2 separate regions of the Homo sapiens genome follow, and region 2 is linked to region 1. The links are chromatin loops, found by intact Hi-C in ENCODE. Cell type or tissue: MCF 10A. All regions are shown on one strand. Links, peaks and the distances in the headings refer to the core of each region. The heading gives the core; the rest is flanking DNA.

Region 1 (2,928 bases), core at 315-2,814:
ATGCAGAAGGAAAACCAGGAGAGGATTCTTATCCAGGATGAGGAAGGATTTTTCTATTATCTTAAAACATCAAATGATTTTTTTTGGTTGACACGGTGTTATATCCCTACACCGTGAGTTCTTGGGCTCTTTTATTTGTGTGATGGCAGCACCTAGCATTGTGGGCAGATGCCCAACATGTGATAGGAATTAAATAACACTTGTCCAATAAACAAATTCATATCACTAGTTTTAAAATTAGATTTGTTTGCCTATGAAAGGTATATAATAAGAATATATGTTTTACAAATTATTGGCTGGGAAAAACATTACTTTAATGTATTTTTTCTCCTTCCATATTGCTTTTCTACTAGAGAAATATTTATTACCTCATGAGACACATCTTTTCAAATAGCATCTGAATTTATTTCCACAAACCCATTTACAAGTAAGATCTAGTAAGATAGAAACATATCTGATTGCATATTTCCAAATTTCCAAGTATATTCATCTCATTAACATGGTTCTTGAACAACACAATACAAAAACATCTGTTTGTCATTTAATGTCACTATAGCATGGTTTTGGCACCAGCAAGAAGTAATTTTTCCAGGCATTAATGGAGAACTAAATTTATAATATTCTGGCTTTTGTGAGAGAGCACAGCTTTTCAGAACTATAATAATTTTTATTTAAAAACTAAAAATAATGCTATTATAAGCTGTCAGAAATTCAAGGTATGCAATTTAGTTGGCTTTTTGTTCGTTTTATTTTGTTTTGTAATTAACCAGCCATGTCTGTGTTTGAGATAGTCTTTTAAAACAACACTGAAATAGGAGAAAGAGCACTGGCTAGGAGTCAGGAAATGTGAACGTTTCCTTAGGTAACTGTCATCAGTAAAATGAAAACTGAAATTGAATTAGAACACCTCTCGTATCCATTTATAAAGAAGTTAAGTTTTTAATATACATACTTATTTGAGAACACATGGACACAGGGAGGGGAACAATACACACTGGGGTCTGTCAGTGGTGGGGAGGGGAGGGAGCACATCAGGACAAATAGTTAATGCATGTGGGGCTTAAAACTTAGATGATGGGTTGATGGGTGCAGCAAACCACCATGGCACACGTATACCAATGTAACAAACCTGCATGTTCTGCACCTGTATCACAGAACTTAAAGTAAAATAAAAATTATAAATAAATAAATACTAAGAAATATAAATATAATTTAGATAATACATAATATAGCACCTAACAGAAAACAGCCGGCTGAGTGTAGAAAATAAGGAACAAAATATACATGTGGAAGAAGGATAACTGATTTAAGAGTTCTAGATCCAGCACCATCCCATGCTTATAATATCACCTTTGAGAAGTCATATGTGACATCTGGACCCCACTCTTCTCATCTATAAAATGATTGAATAGTTTGGTCCAGCTGATCTCAAAAGTCCCTTTTAGCTCTCAAAATTATACATTCATTATGATTCATATCAGGACACTGTGTCTCTTCTCTCAGATTGAACCTCTTTTCTGACTTGAGGAAGGTTAAATCTTTGAGTAGTTTTGTAATTAGACATGATTTCAGAAACAGAATTGTCAGTCCAATTACACAACTCTTGAAGCACGTTCTCTGGTTGGATCACATTTTGAGCCAGGACTGGCACTCCAGCAGATGGCACTGTGCCATCACCATGGGACCAGCCGGCCCTTAAGTACAAGCACTCATCGCTTACTCAGAAGTCTTAATCATTTGCAGTAATCAGCAGTGCCATGCTCTTTTTCTTTATTATTATAAGCTGAATTTAATACTTGCTAATTTGAATAATTATGTGCTGTTTAATTCTCCACTCTGCTGTCAGGTGGATAAAAGTTGAAAGAGGAGTTTGCTAGTTCTAAACCTTCAGTAAATAACAGGGCAGAGGTAATAAAGTTGTCTTTTCCCCAGAGGAAAGACAATTGAATTCTACCTTCCCTGAAGGCTGCTGGACCAGATATTGAGACCACGCACTCTGTGAAGGCAAGAACCATGCTGGATTCATGTTTGCGTCTCTATGCCCTAGCTTATTCAGAGGTGCTTAATAAAGCTGTGGAATGGGTTAAAACAGAATATAGGATTACTAACATAGGTTGCAGATAGATGTGGAGATGACAATGTGTAGCAATTTTCTTCCAGTACTTCAAATTTTAAAGGAAAGTAGGAGGTACAGTGATCAGCTGAGAGGAGAGATAGAGGAAGAGACGTTAGAAGTTCAGAAGGCAGAGAAAAAAATGTGAAATATCTTTTGGGAGAGTGGGAGAATGCATGAAGTATACTACAGTAATACAGTATGATTCCTGAGCATATGGTATGATGACTGGTCAGTTTTAAAAACAGGTTGAAGTTTTTGGTTCTGATTTAAAACGAGAATAATAAAGCTGTGAATTTAACTCCAGCTACATTCATAGGGGCAGGCATGGTATAGGCAGAAAGTCTGACATAGTCATTTTTGAGATTTTACCCGACAAGAACCAGGGAGAAGAATGGGATTGAGAGAGTCAAGGGTGACTGCAGTGATTGACCATGGAATTTCAGATGAATAAAGAAAAAAAAATAGAATGTTAGGGAATAAAAATGAGGGAGGACCTAAGAATTGGAGGTCCTGGTAGGGTTGAAAGACTGTTAAAGTGTCAGATGAAGTCAGGTGAAATGTTAGTGGAGGCAGTCAGCAAGAAATGTATAAAACTGAAATTATGGAGGGGTTGCAGTTATTGACAATGAAAAATCCTAGAATACGACCACCAGAGTTATGACTGAGGGAGGGCGAAGGGTAACATTACTGAAGCAGAGGAGTCTTAGAAAGAAAAAGGCCAATGTGTTAGAAATATTATCCATGTGTATCTTAAAATCAACAGGAAGAAAATCAGAAGTAATGTCAGAAAGAGTGACAGGGAATAAAAATGT
Region 2 (2,928 bases), core at 209-2,708, 360 kb after region 1:
TTTTTAGTAAAGATGAGTTTTCACTGTGTTGGCCAAGATGGTCTCAAACTCTTAACCTCAAGTGATTCACTCACCTCAGCCTCCCAAAGTGCTGGGATTATAGGTGTGAGCCACTGTGTCCAACCAACATTTGTTGTTTTAAGCTTCTAAGTTTTGGAATAACTTGTTATGCAGGAATAAATAACTAATAGGAGCGGGCCCACCCTTCTAGGAGAATTGGGCAAGAGAAAGATGAGCAGCTGTCTCACATCTATTGATTTGCTATAGTAACTAATATTGAAAAGACTAGGTCTTCCCCAGGACTCTGAGACATGTAATTGTTTGACGTGGAATTGATACTGGCTTAGGTACAGGATGACAGCCACCTTGTGGCTGTATAGAGTGTTCTTCAAAAAAGAGCTCACTCTCCCCAGGCCAAAATAGGTTTAAGACTGGTCTAATCACAAAAATGGACTATTTTGAGCTTGTTACATAAGGGAGAATGGATAACGTCTAGATGTATTTTCATGGTTCCTGTGATATATATGCTACTTTTAAAAATTATTCATTCTTTACAGAAAGTCCTTCTACTAGCTTCAAGCTTACTCAAACTTCTTTTTTTGTATTCCAGCATCCAGAGAAGACCTATGTGTTTTCTAGATTGAATTAAATAAAGTCTATTTTGAAAGATTCATTAGATGGCTTACGTTGTGGCAAGAATACATGACAAGACTCAGAAAGGTCCTTAAGCTTACCCTGGCCAAATATGGGCTGAACTTGAAGGCCAGCTCTGGAGTGACTTCTGGTCAAACCACTTACCAGGCTATGTTCTCACATGGTTATATCTGGCCATCCTAACATAGTATGGGACCAACTGGAATTTCAGATTGGTTGAGTGATTATTTAATGGCAGATACAGCTTCATTGAAGCCTTTATTCTAATGAGGAATGTTTAGGGTTGGCAGCCCTGTAGTAGCTCAGTTGGTATTTATAAATGGCGGGGATTATATTTTAGTGTTAAAATCTCAGTGTGTTCATATGCACTGGTGTTTTGTGGGTGTTCTCAGCTTTCGTCTCACACAATTCAGTGAAACAAATACCATATTAACATATTAGCACTGAAGCCTGCTTGCCATTCTCCAACGCTCATGTTAGAGTGTTATCTGGAATTCAGAAATTAGCATTTTCATGTCCTATGTCCAGAAAGTGTGTCATACCCAGTATATACAACTTGAAGACCTGCCATAAAGACTGCGTATAAGGTCTGGTGCGGTGGCTCACGCCTGTAATCCCAGCACTTTGGGAGGCTGAGGTGGGTGGATCACCTGAGGTCAGGAGTTCGAGACCAGACTGACCAACATGGAGAAACCCCGTCTCTACTAAAAACAGAAAATTAGCTGGGCATAGTGGCACATGCCTGTAATCCCAGCTACTCGGGAGGCTGAGGCAGGAGATCCGCTTGAACCCGGGAGGTGGAGGTTGTGGTGAGCCGAGATCGTGCCACTGCACTCCAGCCTGGGCAACAAGAGTGAAACTCTGCCCCCCCACCAAAAAAAAAAAAGACTGCATATAAGAGAAAGAAAAATGATAGTACCTCTACTAATTTCTTAAACTCCTAATTCTATCTTGACTGTTTGGCATTATTCTCTTTTTCCCCAATTCTGCTTCAGCAATGTAAATGCAACGCCACAAGATGGTGCTGTTATAACATCATACTTTTGAATTTGTCTATTCATGTGAAGTTGACTGTAAAAAGGGATGAAACAATATTACTGCTATTCTATTCAATGTACGTTGTCAGAATATAAAATGAAGTCTGCATGAAGTGTTAAGCTAGGATAGGAAGATATAAACAATTTATTTTTTGGTCTTGAGTACGAAAGACACAAATCTTGTTTCTCTTCGACATTTTTATCCACTGCTTATATTTAAAGTCTAGATCTGCACTATGCAATGCGGTAGCAACATGTGGCTACCACACACTTGAAATGTGGCTCTTTCAAAGCCAAACTGAGATGTGCTGTAAGTGTAAAATAAACACTACATACTGCACACAGGGAATGAAGAAAAGCAAAATCTCAGTAATTTTAAATCGACTACATGTTGAAATAACGATATGTTGGATATAGTGGAGTAAAAAAAATACTATGAGCATTAATTGTACTTGTTTATTTTTACTTTTTTTGTGTGTGGCAATTAGAATTTTCTTTTTGAGACAGAGTTTCACTCTGCCGCCCAGGCTGGAGTGCGATGGCGTGATCTCGGCTCATTGCAGCCTCCACCTCCTGGGTTCAAGCAATTCTCCTGGGGTTTCACCATGTTGACCTGGCTGGTTTCAAACTCCTGACCTCAGGTGATCTGCCCAACTCTGCCTCCCAAAGTGCTGGGACTACAGGAAAATTTTGAATTATATATGACCCACTTCTTTATGTTTCTATTGGACTGTGTTGGTCTAAGACCACACAATAAATAAGTACCAGAGGAGTCTTTCCTGGCACCGAAACCTAAATATGTCATGGTATAGTAACCTAATAGTAACCTAATACCCAGATCTCTCATAATTTTAAAAGACAAGTCAAGTTATAGATATGGAGATTGGAGGGCATTTCCTAAATAAAAGAAGGAACAGATTTCATTTGAATTGACTGTAATAGTATCCTTCCAAACTCCTACCCCTCGTGGTTTTGCAGTGACTGACTCATTTGGCTTCTGCCCTTAAACTGACAGGAAACTACTGTTATCAACAAAGGTCACCTAGAAAGTGGTCAGTAAATATTTCTGGAATGAATCAATGAATGAAAGGATGACTAGATAGATTCAGGTAGACATCTTCTCTGAGTGTGAATGGAGTGCCATTAAACTTGGCTTTGCCTCTGCATTAGAACCTGCTGTGACCTTTTCAAATGCCTTCTCTACTCACTTTCCTCAGAAGTAAACTTTTCCCTTCAT

What was found. Peaks named below come from ENCODE experiments on the same cell type or tissue, not always from the same donor. Only the 100,000 strongest peaks of a DNase experiment are listed, where the experiment ranks them.
Region 2: it touches region 1 in a loop (7-fold over the local background); 3 of 110 quality-filtered maps call a loop at or near these places.

What each region holds. Positions count from the first base shown.
Region 1 is chr6:153,311,561-153,314,488 of GRCh38, reverse strand. All of the region lies in intron 5 of LOC105378066 (a long non-coding RNA gene), which reads left to right. Among named protein-coding and RNA genes, the nearest start is that of RGS17, 180 kb to the right of the region's middle. In MCF 10A, for the core only: a CTCF peak has its summit at 1,696 (motif pointing right); a DNase peak (open chromatin) is centred at 1,658.
Region 2 is chr6:152,952,077-152,955,004 of GRCh38, reverse strand. No RefSeq gene overlaps it. Among named protein-coding and RNA genes, the nearest start is that of FBXO5, 30 kb to the left of the region's middle. In MCF 10A, for the core only: a CTCF peak has its summit at 1,669 (motif pointing right); no DNase peak of the experiment used is centred there.